Linked DNA regions of Homo sapiens: region 2 is linked to region 1. Evidence: read pairs that join two places in POLR2A ChIA-PET (ENCODE). Cell type or tissue: Caco-2. All regions are shown on one strand. Links, peaks and the distances in the headings refer to the core of each region. The heading gives the core; the rest is flanking DNA. Region 1 overlaps EIF2B3 (eukaryotic translation initiation factor 2B subunit gamma). Region 2 holds the start of KIF2C (kinesin family member 2C).

Region 1 (8,333 bases), core at 110-8,109:
CTTTGACAAAGGTCTCACAATAGTTTTTTGTTTGTTTGTTTGTTTGTTTATCACATGGTATTCCTAAGCAGACTTCCATGCAAGTACTAACTAGGCCTGACCCTGCATAGATCAGATGAGATCAGATGCCTTCAGGGTGATATGGCTGTAGACTTCCCACCCCCACCCAGTAGTCTAAGTTTCTGGTTTCTTTTTCTTGTCTTACTGTGCTGGCCAGGACCTCCAATAAAATTATGTGTACAAATGATGCTAGTTGGCACCCTTTTCTCATTCCTGATTTTAAAAGGAATATTTTCAACATCTCTCCAGTTAAAATGATGTTTATTACTATAGGGGTGTGTGTGTGTGTGTGTGTGTGTTCGTTTTGAGACAGTCTCTCTCTGTTGTCCAGGCTAGAAGGCAGTGGCACAATCTTGGCTCACTGCAACCTCCGCCTCCTGGGTTCAAGCAATTCTCCTGCTTCAACCTCCCAAGTAGCTGGGATTACCAGCATGTGCCACCATGCCCAGCTAATATTTGTGTTTTGGTATGAGGTTTTGCCATGTTAGCAGAGATGATCTTGAACTCCTAGCCTCAAATGATCCACCTGCCTTGGCCTCCCAAAGTGCTGGGATTATAGGCGTGAGCCACCATGCCCAGCGTACTATACATTTTTATAGGTACTTGTTATCAGATTGAGAAAGTTCCTTTCTAGTTCTGGTTTATTGGGAGCTTCTTGGCCTAAGGATATAAATTTTATCAGATGCTTTTTCTGCATCTATCAAGTGGTATATGATTTTTCTCTGATGATGTGATGATGATACCTGGGATAAACCCAACTCGGTCATGGCTTATTATCCTTTTACATGTTGTGTTAGTTTTTACTACATAACAAATGTTCGTAAACTCTAGTGGCTTAAAACAACAAACATTTACTTGCTTATGAGTCTGTAGGTTGGCAGTTTGGCCTAAGTGTAGCCAAGATGGCTCATCTCTGTTCAAGTGATATCAGCTAGTGTTTTAACAATTAATTACTTATAAAAGTTGCCACACATTTAACAGTTTAAAACAACACTGTGGGCCAAGAATCCAGGCATGACTTAGCTGGTCCACCAGTCTTTCAGAAGGCTGCAGTCAAGATGTCAGCTAGGGCTGGAGTCTCATCTGAAGGCTCAACTGGGAAGGGATTTGGTTCCAAGCTTACTTGGTTATTGGGAGAATTTCATTTCCCTAGGACTGTTGGACTGAACCTCAGTTTCCACCATGCTGTTGGCCAGAAGCTACCCTCCTTTCTTTATCACTTGGGCCTTTCCAACTTGGAAACTTACTTCATCAAAGCCAGCAAGGGAGAAACTCTTCTAGAAAGACAGAAGTCACAATCTTATGTAACCTAATTATAGAAGTAACATTTTATTACCTTTGCCACGTTCTGTTGGTTAGAAGCAAGTCACTAGGCCAGCCCACATTCAAGAAGGGATATACAAGAATGTGAATACCAGGAGGCAACTATCATTCTTATCTTAGTCTCCTGTAACTGGGCTCATTAATATGTATAGAGCCTTGGTTGGGCACAGTGGCTCACACCTGTAATCCCAGCACTTTGGGAGGTGGGTGGATCACCTGAGGTCAGGAGTTCGAGACCAGCCTGGCCAACATGGCAAAACCCCGTCTCTACTAAAAATACAAAAATTAGCTGGACATGGTAGCACATGCCTGTGGTCCCAGCTACTTGGGAGGTTGAGGCAGGAGAATTGCTTGAACCCGAGAGGCGGAGGTTGCAGTGAGCCAAGGTTGCACCACTGCACTCCAGCCTGGGCGACAGAGCAAGACTGCACCTCCAAAAAAAAGAAAAAAAATATATAGGGAGAGCCTCAGCCTTGACAGCTGGATTTTTCTTTTCATCTAGTCTCTTACCATCCAGGGGGTTAGCCCAGGCTTGTTTACAAGGTAGCAGCAGCAGGTTCTAAGCATGACAGCAGAGGCTACAAAGTCTCTTGAAGTCTAAACTCAAAACACACACTGTCACTTCAGCTGCTGCGCTCTGTTAGTTCAAAGCTAGTTATGGAGCAAGCCCAGATATAAAGGATAGGGAACTAACCTTACCTTTGGATAGGAGGAGCTCCAACAAGTTTGTGACCCTTTTTAATCTACTCGACATACTATTTTGACTTGCTAATGAGTAAATTTGCCTGTTCCTTTCTCATAATATCCTTGCCTGGTTTTGGCATCAGGATCATGCTGGCCTTATAAAATGAGTTGGAATTCCTAACTCTAGACATAGCACCTACCATAGGGTAGGTGTACAAAGATATTTATTGGTAGAATGAATGAATCAATGAATGAATGGATAAGCAAAATGCCTGTAGATGAGACAGAAGAATCAGTCAGAAAAGTAAAAATCAACTAGGGAAAAAAACGTGAATACTTGAATATGACGGACTTTTTTTTTAATAGAAGTTCAGTTTTGTCTGCTTTCTTAAGTTTGTGTAGCCTTTCTTCTTAGGAAGACATTCTACAATTACCTGCTCTGCTCCCAAAGTGAAATTCCTATTTTGCTAAAGCAGAACAGAAAGAAACCTTTCCAAGTTTCTATAATTTGTATCACATTCTGAAGTCCCAGTTACTGTAATAGCTGCAAAGAAGCAATACAAGGTGGAGGGTCTGAGAGGGAGAGAAAAATGACTAAAGTGCAACATAGCTGAAAAATTGGCTGGCTGGAAATTATTGCTCCCAGGACATCAGTGATTCAAGGTTTCTGTGAGCCTTAGGACTTGAGTAGGGGAAGCATTCCAAATTATATCCAAAAATAACATCTCCGTGTTTCTTTTGTTAAATGGCTGGCTCATAATGAGACCCTTACAGACTTTGTTACATTCTCAAGTTTCCATGTAATGTATAAGTTGATATATGTCTAAGCTGCTATGTGGCATTTGAAATTCTCTGCAAAATTTAGCTTCAGATTGGCAGCATTTGCTCTTCCTTTTTTGGATTTCATTTGGTTATTGAACTAAAAAACCCCAACATATAATTTTTTATAATTGTTTTTCCTCATTTATATTAAAACACTGCATATAAGATGACCAGAGACCATCTGATTGGTGATCTTGAATACTTTCAAGTACCTGAGCTAAACGTATTGTACAATTGAATCATATATTTGGTTATAGGTATACAGGCAGCTTTAGCCAACAGCGAAACATATTCTGTTATTTAGCAGCCATTGTCTGTCAGTAGGAAGCAAATTCATCTTTACAGATCTCATTTTTCCTAGAGCTAAACTTTCTGTTTCTCCTATGTAAAGAGGTATTGAGGCATTGCTTTATGTGGTTGTTGTGAGGATTAAATTAGAGGGTGTATTTTGTTTAATTTTTAAACTTAACATTTTATTTAATGTTTTAGTTAATAACACTATTATAAATTCTTTACAAATATTAATTCACTTATTCTGCATAATAAACCTGTGAGACAAACACTATTATTATCCCCATTTTATAGATGAAACTGAGGAAGAGAGGTTAAGTAACTTGCTCTAACATAAACTGGTAATTGGCTGAGCTGGGATTCATACCTAGGCAGTCTGGCTCCAGAAGTTCTGTTCTTAATCATTCTGCTATTTTGTCACTATGAGAAAATGTTTCTGTAAGCTATAGATACTGTACAGATGTTAGTAGCACATATTATTAAGTATGTAACACTGTACTAGATGTTATGGGAGATAGAAAAGAATCAGAAGCCTGCCTTTGAAAAGTTTATAATCTAGTCGGGGAAGAGAAGTATGACATAGAAAATAGCAATAATATAGCAGCCTGTAAGATCACTGTCTACCAAGACCTCTTCACACATAATAAAATATAGACTATACATAGCATAGAATCTACTGCCTGTAGTTAATGTTGGTTGAATGTGGATGACTTTAAATAATATTATTCCCATTTTCACAGTAAGAAGACCTAGGTTATTATTTGCAGAGAGAAAATTCTTTAAAAAAAAAAAAAACGAAGCGCCCTAAATAAATAAAGTAACTTTACTTAATTAATTAATTTATTTATTGAGATGGAGTCTCACTCTGTCGCCCAGGCTGGAGTGCAGTGGTGTGATCTCAGCTCACTGCAGCCTCTGCCTCCCAGGTACAAGTGATTCTCCTGCCTCAGCCTCCCAAGTACCTGGGATTACAGGCGCCTGCCACCACACTCGGCAGCTGATTTTTTTATTTTTAGTAGAGACGAGTTTCACCATGTTGGCCAGGCTGGTCTGGAACTCCTGACCTCAGGTGATCCACCTGCCTTGGCCTCCCAAAGTGCTGGGATTACAGGTGTGAGCCACCATGCCCGGCCTATTTATTTCTGAGAGAAGGTCTTGGTCTGTCACCCGAGCTGGAGTGCAGTACAGCAGTCATGGCTCACTGCAGCCTTAGCCTCCCAGGCTAAAGGGATCCCCCTGCCTCAGCTTCCTCACTATAGGTGCATGCCACCATGCCCAGCTAATTTTTTTATTATTTGTAGAGATGAGGTCTTGCAGTGTTGCCCAGGCTGATCTTGAATTCCTGGGCTCAAGTGATGCTTCTGCCTCAGCCTCCCAAAGTGCTGGAATTACAGGCAGGAACCACTGCCCAGCCACTCTCTCTTTCTTTGTAATATATATTCAATATATATAATGCATACATAATATAATATATATGATTATTATTTTCTGAGCTATCTGAGAATAAGTTGCAGATATGATTTTCCTTTGCCTTTAAATACGTCAATAAGTATTTCCTCCCTCTCCTCCAAAAATGATAGTCTCTCAAAACAGGAAATTACATTGGTACCATACTTTAACATACAGACCTTGTTTAAACGTCACCAATTAATAATATCCTTTAGAGCAGTACAAAACAAATTTGATCACCTATGTTTTAAACACCATGGCATGTGCTATAGGACACTCATTGGTATAGTTTGGATGTTCCCCCAAATCTCTTGTTGAAATGTAATCCCCAGTGTTGGAGGTAGGGCCTGGTGGGAGGTGTTTGGGTCATGGGTGCGGATCCCTCATGGCTTGGTGCTGTTCTTGTGATAGTGAGTGAGTTCTCATTTAAAGGTGTATGGCATCTCTCCCCCAGCTCTCTCTTATTCCCTCTCTTGCCATGTGACCAGCCTGCTCTCGCTTTACCTTCTGCCATGAGTAAAAAGTTCCCTGAGGCTTCCCCAGAAACCTCCTGTATGCTTCCTGTATACCCTGCAGAACCATGAGACAATTATAAATTATAAATCTTTCTTTGTAAATTACCTAGTTGCAGATTCTTTATAGTAACGCAAAATGGCCTAACGCACTTATTATAGCTCCTCTCTCATCTCAATCCTGTTTTTTTTTTTTGAGATGGAATCTCACTCTGTCACCCAAGCTGGAGTGCACTACAGTGGCACGATCTCAGCTCACTGCAACCTCCACCTCCCGGGTTCAAGTAATTCTCCTGCCTCAGCCTCCCAAGCAGCTGGGACTACAGGGCGTAACACCACACTCGGCTAATTTTTGTATTTTTAGTAGAGACAGTCTTTCGCCATGTTGGCCAGGCTGGTCTCAAAGTCCTGACCCCAGGTGATCCACCCACCTTGGCCTCCCAAAGTCTTGGGATTACAGGCGTGAGCCACTGCACCCACCCTTCAATCCTGTGTTGTTTCCAAGAGCACTGAGCAGATACTGTGTTCCCTGGTGTATTCATACAGGCAGGGCAAATGGCTTTATTTGATTTTTTTTTTCTTTTGTATGATTCAGTGGAGCAGCGTGACTTCATTGGAGTGGACAGCACAGGAAAGAGGCTGCTCTTCATGGCTAATGAAGCAGACTTGGATGAAGAGCTGGTCATTAAGGGATCCATCCTACAGAAGTAAGCCCTAGGGTTTTTTCTTCTGGCAATTCTCCTTGTCTTAAAACAAAATAAAACCACCCAGTGGATGGGAAAGAGGGAATGAAAACTAGACTATACTGTGTGAAATTGACAAAAGTATGTGAATATTTTTCCCATGAGACAGGATGAAGGCTTTTCTTCACTGCATAAGCCTGTTTCCCTGTCTTTTCTTGCCAAGGTAGAGCCAAATCCTGCAAAAGAGTAAAGCAAAGCAGCTGTGAGGAGAACAGGACTGTCTTTCTGACAGTGTTATAAATCCCCTTTAAAAAAAAAAGTGGTAAAAAAAACACATGACATAAAATGTACCATTGTAACCTTTGTTTTTTTGTTTTGTTTTGGTTTGGTTTGGTTTGGCTTTGGTTTTTGTTTTAAGTTTTTTGAGACTGAGTCTCACTCTGTCACCCAGGCTGGAGTACAGTGGTGCAATCTTGGCTCACTGCGACCTCTGCCTCCTGGGTTCAAGTGATTCTCCTGCCTCAGCCTCCTGAGTAGCTGGGATTACAGGTATGCGCCACCACGCCCAGCTAATTTTTGTATTTTTAGTAGAGACGGAGTTTCACCATGTTGGCCAGGCTGGTCTCTAGCTCCTGACCTCAAGTGATCCGCCCACCTCGGCCCCCCAAAGTGCTAGGATTACAGGCGTGAGCCACCGTGCGGCCCATTCTAAGTGGCCTTTTTTTTTGGAGAGGGAGTCTTGCTCTGTTGCCCAGGCTGGAATGCAATGGTGCAATCTTGGCTCACTGTAACCTCCGCCTCCCAGGTTCAAGCGATTCTCCTGCCTCAGCCTCCCAAGCAGCTGGGACTACAGGCATGTGCCACCACACCCAGCTAATTTTTGTATTTTTAGTAGATACGGGGTTTCACCATATTGGCTGGGCTGGTATTGAACTCCTGACCCGTAGTCCACCCGCCTCAGCCCCCAAAGTGCTGGGGATTACAGGAGTGAGCCACCGTGCCCAGCCCTAAGTGGCCATTTTTAAGTGAACAGTTGAGTAGTGTTAAATGTGTTCACATTGTGGTGAAACAGATCTCGAGAACTTTCATCTTGCAAATCTGAAATTCTATACCTATCAAACAACAGCTCCCCTCCCCATTTTTTTCTCCCCGCAAGGCCTTGCTACCCACGATTCTACTTTAAATATCTAAGTGAAATCATACAATATTGGTCTTTTTGTGACTGGCTAATTTTACTTAGCATAATGTCCTCAAGGTTTGTCCATGCCGTAGCATATAACGGATTTCGTTTTTTTTAAGGCTGAATAATACTCCGTTGTATGTATGTAGCCACATTTTGTCATCCATTTATCTTCTGACAGACATTTGAGTTGCTGCCACCTCTTGGCTATTGTGAATAGTGCTGCAGTGAACGTGGGTGTACAGACATCTCTTCAAGACCTTGCTTTCAGTTCTTTTGGATATATATTTAGAAGTGGGATTACTGGATCATATGGTAGAGAACTATGATGTTTAATTTTTTGAGGAAACTACATACTGTTTCCATGGCATTTTCACTATTTTACAATCCCACCAACAGTGCATAAGAGCCCCAGTTTCTCCACACCAGTACTTACATGGTAGCTGGTCTCAGATACAGAAGGAAAAGAGAATTCATTTATGTTATATCAAAACAAATAAAACATCTGGGCAGAGCCATGACTCAAGCATGAGTAAGCTCAAAAGAATCAGAATGTCAGCTGTACAAATATACTACAGAAAACAAAATGAAAGCAAGAAAAATGTCCCGTAAAAGACAAAGAAGCTATCCTGAAAAGAATATAACTCAAGAAACAGAAGAAATTTTCTTAAAACTATGCAACTGTATAACCATAAAACTACTTATTACAACATGAATTTAATAAATAAAAGTTCAGTAATGAGATGATAAAAAAGAGGATATTATAGAACCAAAAAAAAGAGGATTGGCCAGGCATGGTGGCTCACGCCTGTAATTCCAGCACTTTGGGAGGCAGAGGCAGGTGGATCACAAGGTCGGGAGATCGAGACTATCCTGGCTAACACAGTGAAACCCCGTCTCTACTAAAAATACAAAAATTAGCCAGGCGTGGTGGCATGTGCCTGTAGTCCCAGCTACTTGGGAGGCTGAGGCAGGAGAATTGCTTGAACCCAAGAGTCAGGGGTTGCAGTGAGCCTAGATTGCGCTGGGCGACAGAGTGAGACTCGGTCTCAAAAAACAAACAAAAACAAACAAACAAAAAAAGGATTAAATTATTACAGAGTTAATAAATTTTAAAATAGCTAAAGAATGGCATAGACACCACTGAAAATCAAATTATTGACAAAGAGGAATGGTCTGAGATATCAGTGATCTAGGTAAAAAAGAAAATCGTTTAAGAAATTAGAATCTCTGGCTGGGCGCGGTGGCTCACGCCTGTAATCCCAGCACTTTGGGAGGCCTAGGCGGGGGGATCACGAGGTCAGGAGATCAAGACCATCTTGGCTAACA
Region 2 (8,333 bases), core at 221-8,220, 190 kb after region 1:
TTGTTTTTTATTTTTAGTAGAGATGAGGTCTTGCTGTATTTGCCCAGGATGGACTCAAACTCCTGGCCTCAAGAGGTCCTCCTGCCTCAGCCTCCCAAAGTGCTGAGATTACAGGTACTGTGCCCAGCTACATGTATTATTTTATTAAGCTCCATGGAAGAGAGTCCAAGAGTCTGTCTCCTTCACCTCTGTATCCCTAGCACCCAATAAGTGTCTAGCATTTTGGAAGCAGTCCAAAAAATGTGCTGAGTAAATCCTCACAACAACCCTGTGAGGTAGACATTATTATCATCCTCACTTTATAGATGAGGAAACTAAACTTCGAAGAGGGGCAGAAACATGCCTGAGAACACAAAGCAGTGGCAGAGCCAGACTAGAATCCAGGTTTTCATACTCCTAGCCCAGTGACCTTTTCACTACACCACAATGCCACTAGAACAGAAATGTCTTAGTCACAGTGCTCTCCTCAAAATCCTTCCAAGGTTCCCCACTGCCTACAGAAGAAAACCTAACCAGCTCAGTGCCAGACATGAAGACCTTTGTCTCCTTTTTCAGCTGTTTTGCGGCTGCCAAGCATCCTGGGCCCTGCACTGCTCGTGGCCAGCTTCTTCATGGTCCCCATGTGTGCCATCTTGCTGCTTCAGCTAAGCCTTCACACTCCACCCTCTAAGCCCAGCCCATTCTCAGCAAGTTTCCACCTCTGAGCTGCTCTAGCAATGCTCATCTGTGCCATTCATCACAAGTTGTCTTCTGTTAGTTGGTTAGTTGGTGATTCAGAAACGTCTTTTTGTCTCCTCAACCAGGTTATTGATTTCATTCACCAAACTGATATCACAGGTAGTGTGCATGCAGAACCTAGCTTGGGCAAGCAAAGTTTTCTAAAACCTAAAATTCTGTGCAGTTTGTTTTTTTTTTTTTTTTTTTGAGACGAAGTTTCACTCTGTTGCCCAGGCTGGAGTGCAGTGGCATGATCTCAGCTCACTGCAACCTCTGCCTCCCAGGTTCATGTGATCCTCCTGCCCCAGCTTCCCAAGTAGCTGGGATTACAGGCCCGTGCCACCACACCCAGCTAATTTTTGTATTTTTAGTAGAGATGGGGGTTTCGCTATGTTGGCCAGGCTGGTCTCAAACTCCTGATCTCAAGTGATCCGCCCACCTCGGCCTCCCAAAGTGCTGGGATTACAGGCATGAGCCACTGCGCCTGGCTGCAGTTTGCTTTCTACAAACATACCAGAGCCGGGCATGGTGGCTCACGCCTGTAATCCCAGCACTTTGGGAGGCAGAGGCAGGCGGATCACGAGGTCAGGAGATCGAGACCATCCCGGCTAACACAGTGAAACCCCATCTCTACTAAAAATACAAAAAATTAGCCGGGCGTAGTGGCGGGCACCTGTAGTACCAGTTACTCGGGAGGCTGAGGCAGGAGAATGACGTGAACCCGGGAGGCGGAGCTTGCAGTGAGCTGAGATCTCGCCACTGCACTCCAGCCTGGGTGACAGAGTGAGACTCTGTCTCAAAACAAACAAACAAACAAACAAAAAAAACCCAGAAAATTATTGATTGCTTCAATTTAGAATGGACCTGACTAAATAAAATCCCAATGCATCTGGAAGGGGACCATTCTTTTTTTTTTTTTTTTTTTTTTTGAGACAAGTCCTCATTCTGTTGCCCAGGAGGCTGGAGAGCAGTGGTGCAATTTCAGCTCACTGAAACCTGTGCTTTCCCAGACTCCAGCAATTCTCCAGCCTCAGCCTCCAGAGCAGCTGGGACCACAGGCATGCACCACCATGCCCGGCTAATGTTTTTTGTATTTTTTGTAGAAATGAGGTTTTGTCATGTTGCCCAGCCTGGTCTTGAACTGCTGAGCTCAAAGCGATCTGCCCACCTCGGCCTCCCAAAGTGCTGGGATTATACATGTGAGCCACTGTGCCCAGCCAAGAAGACCATTTTTATTTTTTGAGGAAAGGTCTCACTCTGTCGCCCAGGCCAGAGTGCAGTGGCTCGATCATGGTTCAGTGCAGCCTCAACCTCCCAGGCTAAATCAATCCTCCCACCTCAGCTTCCCGAGTAGCTGGAACCACAGGCGTGAGCCACCACACCCTGATAATTTTTAATTTTTTTGTAGAGACAAGGTCTCAACATTTTTCCCAGGCTGGTCTCGAACTCCTGAGCTCAAGCAATCCTCCAGACCAGGCCTCTCAAAGTGTCGGGATTAGAGGCAAGAGCCACCGCACCCAGCCAATTTTTTTTTTTTTTTTTTTTTGAGACAGATTCTCACTGTCACCCAGGCTGGAGTGCAGCGGCACAGTTTCGGCTCACTGCAACCTCCGCCTCCCAGGTTCAAGCAGTTCTCCTGCCTCAGGCTCCCAAGTAGTTGGGATTACAGGCATGCACTACCACGACTGGCTAATTTTTGTATTTTCAGTAGAGACAGGTTTCGCCATGTTGGCCAGGATGGTCTCGAACTCCTGACATCAGGTGATCTGCCCGTCTCAGCCTCCCAAAGTTCTGGGATTACAGGCGTGAGTGAGAAGAGCACAGCATCAGAAACTAGGCTCTCACAGATTCCACTTCTGCACAGATCCTTTATGTAGGAAGACATTAAATGTGGTAGAGGAATTCTCATAGAACCTACCTCTTTGCCCTTTGTGGCACCTCCTTCTGCCCATTCCACTGAAACACAGGATTTCTCCAAGTTCACAGTCCTTACATTGGCACTGTGAATTAAACCTATAAAGTATGAAAAAACCAGAGTTACCCATCTCTTTCCTGAGAGCTTCACTTTTAGGATTCCACAGAGATTCCCAAAGTGGAGTTAACCTGAAGGAACAGGCAGCTACCTTAAAAAAAAAAAAAAAAAAAACTAAGAGAAACAAATAAATCTCCTGGGCTTCACCTTTAGAATATCCACAGTGAGGTGGGCTGGGGACAGGTTTTTAAACTGAGCTGCATGGGATAAGGATTCACCCCTACTCAAGAGAGCCTACAAAAAAAGAGAGATAGAGCCTACAAAAGAGAACATACAAAAGGTATGTTTGAGCACAGGATTCCCCACAACCCTTAGATGAACTTTTCCTCAACATAGCATTGAGGATCTGGCCCTTTTGGGGTTTTCCTAACTCATTTCTGGCGGTCATATCTGTCCATTTCCCTAATGACACGGGTATCAGACCTGCCAGAACTGCGGTACCTGCTTAAGCAAAAGAGAGAACGACTACAAGCTCCTCAAGCGCAGGGTTCTTGTCTGTCCCGTTTACCTGACATACCGCAACTGCGCAATATTTATTCGAGAGTAAAGGGGCCAGGAGACCGAGGTCCCCATAAGAGCAGGGCATTTTCAGGGGAGAATTTTGGAAGGGAAGTGAATTTAGAAGTCCCAACTTCCCTGGGAGGTCTACCAGCCTTGGAGAAGGTCCGCCCACTCCCAGAGGACTGCGAAAGGGACCACGTACAGCGCAGGGACTCTCACCCCTGTGTAGGCAAGAATGACTGCCAGTGCAGAGACCCGGAGTGAGTGCGTGTGAAAAGGAGGGAGGGAGAGAAAGAGAGTGAAAGCCCATCTGTGTGTCCGGGGACGGGCAGTAATTTCAGTCGTCTCACCGCTCACGAGTCCCCTTGACCTAGGGACCCCGCTCCTCACCATTACTGCGTTGGATCTTGATAGCGAGACCGGGAAACAGGCGGGCCTGAAGCGACGAGTCCATGGCCATTCGGAGAGTCAGCAAGGAAGAGAAACGCGCAATACCAAGAAACCTCAATTTCGCTAACCCTACGAAGTCTTAACGCCGCGTAAACCGCCGCAGTTTAAATCCCGCGCGCAAGCGTCCTTAAAACGTCATTCCGCTGTCCCCGCCCTCGCTTCCGCCAGTCAGCGGCGCCCTGCGGAGCCTTGGGGGAGACGCAGTTCCCAACCATCTTCCTACGCTTGGCACCGCCCATGCGTCTGGCCACACCCCCGAGCGCTGTGCCTTCTGGGAACTTCGCCGCTACGTGGGGTCTGGGGCTCCCATTTCTGGTATTGTCCTCGGTCACCTTGTACTGCGGGGTTCCCGAAAACTGGGAAACTTCAGTATGTATTTGACAATGAGGGCTCTGGGATCCTACAGACATGGGTTCGAATCGTAGCTTCTTCAATTGCAAGTTCAGTGACCTCGAGCAAGTTGGAGACTTGGCCGGGCGCGGTGGCTCACTCCTGTTAATCCCAACACTTAGGAAGGGAGAGGTGGGAGTGATCGCTCGAGATCAGAAGTTCGAGACCAGACAGGGCAACATAGCCAAGACCCTGTTCTCAAAGCAAAACAAAACCACAGATTAGAAACTTGACTTAGTTTTTCTTATTAAATAGTGCAGAAGCATGTTGCCTCATTCAAGGAGTTATGTATAAATTTCCAGAAAGACACTGATTCACCAGATATTTATTGAGTGAAGTCTACCACCTGCTAGGCATGGTACCAGGAAATGGAGATAATGAACTAGACACATAGTTCCTGTCCTCCTTTTTTTTTTTTTCCATTTAACCCTTAGTGGACACAGCACATGTTTCAGAGAGCACGGGGTTGGGGGTAAGGTTATAGATTAACAGCATCCCAAGGCAAAAGAATTTTTCTTAGTACAGAACAAAATGGAGTCTCCTATGTCTACTTCTTTCTACACAGACACAGTAACAATCTGATCTCTCTTTCTTTTCCCCACATTTCCCCCTTTTCTATTCGACAAAACCGCCATCGTCATCATGGCCCGTTCTCAATGAGCTATTGGGTACACCTCCCAGATGGGGTGGCGGCGGGGCAGAGGGGCTCCTCACTTCCCAAATGGGGCAGCCGGGCAGAGGCGCCCCCCCCCCCCACCTCCCAGACAGGGCGGCGGCTGGGAGGGGGCTGCCCCCCACCTCCCAGACGGGGCGGCTGGCCGGTCGGGGGCTTTCCCCCCACCTCCTGGACGGGGCGGCTGCCGGGAGGAGACGCTCCTCATCTCCCGGACGGGGCGGCTGCCGGGCAGAGTGGCTCCTCACTTCTCAGACGGGGCGGCCAGTCAGAGACGATCCTCACCTCCCAGACAGGGTGGCGGCGGGGCAGAGACACTCCTCAGTTCCCAGACGGGGTCGCGGCGGGGCAGAGGCGCTCCCCACATCCCAGACGATGGGCGGCCGGGAAGAGACGCTCCTCACTTCCTAGACCGGGTGGCGGCCGAGCAGAGGCTGCAATCTCGGCACTTTGGGAGGCCAAGGCAGGCGGCTGGGAGGTGGAGGTTGTAGCGAGCCGAGATCACGCCACCGCACTCCAGCCTGGGCAACATTGAGCACTGAGTGAGCGAGACTCCGTCTGCAATCCCGGCACCTCGGGAGGCCAGGGCTGGCAGATCACTCGCGGTCAGGAGCTGGAGACCAGCCCGGCCAGCACGGTGAAACCCCATCTCCACCAAAAAATACGAAAACCAGTCAGGTGCGGCGGCGCGCGCCTGCAATCCCAGGCACTCGGCAGGCTGAGGCAGGAGAATCAGGCAGGGAGGCTGCAGTGAGTCGAGATGGCGGCAGTACAGTTCAGCCTCGGCTTGGCATCAGAGGGAGACCGGGGAGAGGGGGAGGGGGAAAGGGAGAGGTTTTTTTTTTTTTTAATTAGAGACAGTGTCTTGCTATGTTGCCCAGGCTGGTCTTGAACTCCTGGGCTCAAAGATCCTCCCTCCTTAACCTCCCAAAGTGCTAGGATTACATGTGTGAACCACCAAGCCCGGCCTCCTGTTCTTGACGATCTGCCTGCCTCAGCCTCCCAAAATGCTGGTATTACAGGCATGAACCACTGTGCCTGGCCAGGAAAGGTCTTGTTTGAAGAACTGATGACTGGAAGGCAGTGGGGGAGAGGAGCATCAGAAGAAGTTGAAGAGGTGGGGAGGGGCAAAATCATAGAGCATCTTGTGGCCTGTAGTAATAATTTTGGCTTTTATGCTAATGAGAAGTCATTGAAAAGTTTTAAGCAGGGGACTAACATGATCTGATTTACATTTTACTTTTTTTTTTTTTTTTTTTTGAGACAGAATTTCACTCTTGTTGCCCAGGCTGGAGTGCAATGGTGCGATCTCGGCTCACCACAACCTCTGCCTCCCAGGTTCAAGCAATTCTCCTGCCTCAGCCTCCAAAGTAACTGGGATTACAGAGATGCACCATCATGCCCGGCTAATTTTGTATTTTTAGTAGAGACGGGGTTTCACCATGTTGGTCAGGCTGGTCGTGAACTCCCGACCTCAGGTGATCCGCCCACCTCGGCCTCCTAAAGTGCTGGGATTACAGGTGTGAGCCACTGCGCCCAGCCTACATTTTACTTTTATGTCAGTCAAACTTGCTATTGTGTGGAGAGTAGATTTGAAAGGGGCAAGACAGAAGGCAGAGACCGCTTAGTAGGCAAGAGATTATGCTGGCATAGGCCAGGGTAGTGATACTGGATTGGAAGTATGGCTGAAAGAACTGATTCAAGATACCCCATGTTTGGGAAGTGAAGTGAATGGGTTTTGCTGATGAGTTGGATGTGAATGACAGGGGTGGTCATGGATGACTCCTGGTTTCTGGCTAGAGCACCTGGCTGGATGATGGACCATGTCCTGAAAAGGGAAAGTGGGATTGTGAAGGAATGAGTTGGGGGTTAAGTCCAGGGTTTCATTTTGTTCATTTTGAATTTGAGATGTCTACAAGACATCTGAGTGTAGGTGTCAACTGAGCAGTTGGATATACAAACTGGGAGCTAAGGTAGAGGTCAAAGCAAGAGATTGAGATTTGGCAGTCTGCATTATGTAGATGGTATTTGGAGTCATGAGCTGAATACTATCTAGGAAAAGAATATAGATGGAGATGAGAGGAACATGTATAATTGAGCCATGGGACTTGCCAATATTTTGAGGTAGGGCAGGGGAGGAGGAGCCAGCAAAGGAGATGGGATTAGGGTGGTTTGAAGGGATGAAGAAAACAAAAGAGTTGGGGGGAGTTCCTTAGAAGTCAAGGGATGGAATGAAGAAGGTGAAAGTAACTCTGAAGAGCTACTCAAGAGGCCAAATAAGATGAGGACATTCTAGTATCCTTTGGATTTATTAGCACCTAAGTCATTGCTGACCTTGTGCAGTCTTGGTGAACTATTGAGGGTGAGAACCAGACTAGAGAGACAAGAATAGATGGAATATTGTTTAGGGATATGCTGTGGTTTGAATGAGTCCCCCAAATTTTATGTGCTGGAAACTTAATCCCCCAATTCACATATTGATGGCATTTGGAGGTGGGGCCTTTGGGAGGTAATTAGGATTAATAAAGTCATCAGGATGGGGCCCTGTGATGGAATTGGTAGCTTTATAAGAAGAAGAAGAGAGACTTGAGCTGACACGCTCTTGCCCTGTCACTATGTTATTGCTCTCTGCCATGTTATAATGCAGCAAAAAGGCCCTCACAAGATCCAAGCACCATGCTCTTGGACTTCTCAGCCTCCAGAACCATGAATGAAATAAATTTATGTTCATTATAAATTACCCAGTCTCCAGTATTTTGTTATAGCAACAGAAAATGGACTAAGTTGGATGCAGTGGCTCATACCTGTAATCCCAACACTTTGGGAGGCCAAGACAGGCAGATTGCTTGAGCTCAGTAGATCCAGACCACCCTGGGTGACACAGTGAGACCCCCATCTCTGCAAAAAATACAAAAATTAGCTGGGTGTGGTGGCACATGCCTGTAGTCCTGGCTACTCAGGAGGCTGAGGTGGGAGGATCACCTGGGCCTGGGGAGTTCGAGGCCGCAGTGTGCTATGATCGTGCAGCTGCGCTTGAGCCTGGGGAACAGAATGAGACCCTGTTTCAAAAAAAAAAAAAAGAAGGTGGGCCAGCTGTGGTGATTCACACCTGTAATCCCAGCACTTTGGGAGGCTGAGGCAGGAGAATAACTTGAGGCCAGGAGTTCAAGACCAGTCTGGCCAACATAGTGAAACGCTGTCTCTACTAAAAATATAAAAATTAGCTGGGTGTGATGGCACAAGACTGTAATCCCAGCTACTTGGGAGGCTGAGGCACAGGAATCACCTGAACCCAGAAGGCGGGAGTTGCAAGTGGCAGTGAGCTGAGATCACACCACTGCACTACAGCCTAGGTGACAGAGACTCTATCTCAAAAAAAAAAAAGGCCGGGCGCGGTGGCTCACGCCTGTAATCCCAACACTTTGGGAGGCTGAGTCAGGTGGATCCCGAGGTCAGGAGATCTAGACCGTCCTGGCTAACACAGTGAAACCCCGTCTCTAATAAAAATCCAAAAAATTAACCGGGTGTGGTGGCACATGACTATAGTCCCAGCTACTTGGGGGCTGAGGC

The links. ChIA-PET counts read pairs that join two places held together with the same protein. Peaks named below come from ENCODE experiments on the same cell type or tissue, not always from the same donor. Only the 100,000 strongest peaks of a DNase experiment are listed, where the experiment ranks them.
Region 2: POLR2A ChIA-PET joins it to region 1 with 13 read pairs; 2 of 35 experiments call an interaction of 5 or more read pairs at or near these places.

What each region holds. Positions count from the first base shown.
Region 1 is chr1:44,924,143-44,932,475 of GRCh38, reverse strand. EIF2B3 (eukaryotic translation initiation factor 2B subunit gamma) reads left to right here. Exons shown (of 12, transcript NM_020365.5): 5 at 5,737-5,848. It also overlaps the pseudogene RNA5SP47. Among named protein-coding and RNA genes, the nearest start is that of EIF2B3, 58 kb to the left of the region's middle. In Caco-2, for the core only: no CTCF peak of the experiment used is centred there; no DNase peak of the experiment used is centred there.
Region 2 is chr1:44,735,310-44,743,642 of GRCh38, reverse strand. KIF2C (kinesin family member 2C) reads right to left here and starts at 3,806. Exons shown (of 21, transcript NM_006845.4): 1 at 3,641-3,806; 2 at 2,636-2,730. The coding sequence starts at 3,710. RefSeq lists an enhancer at 3,986-4,155. In Caco-2, for the core only: no CTCF peak of the experiment used is centred there; DNase peaks (open chromatin) are centred at 3,463 and 3,932; H3K4me3 peaks cover 1,891 bases.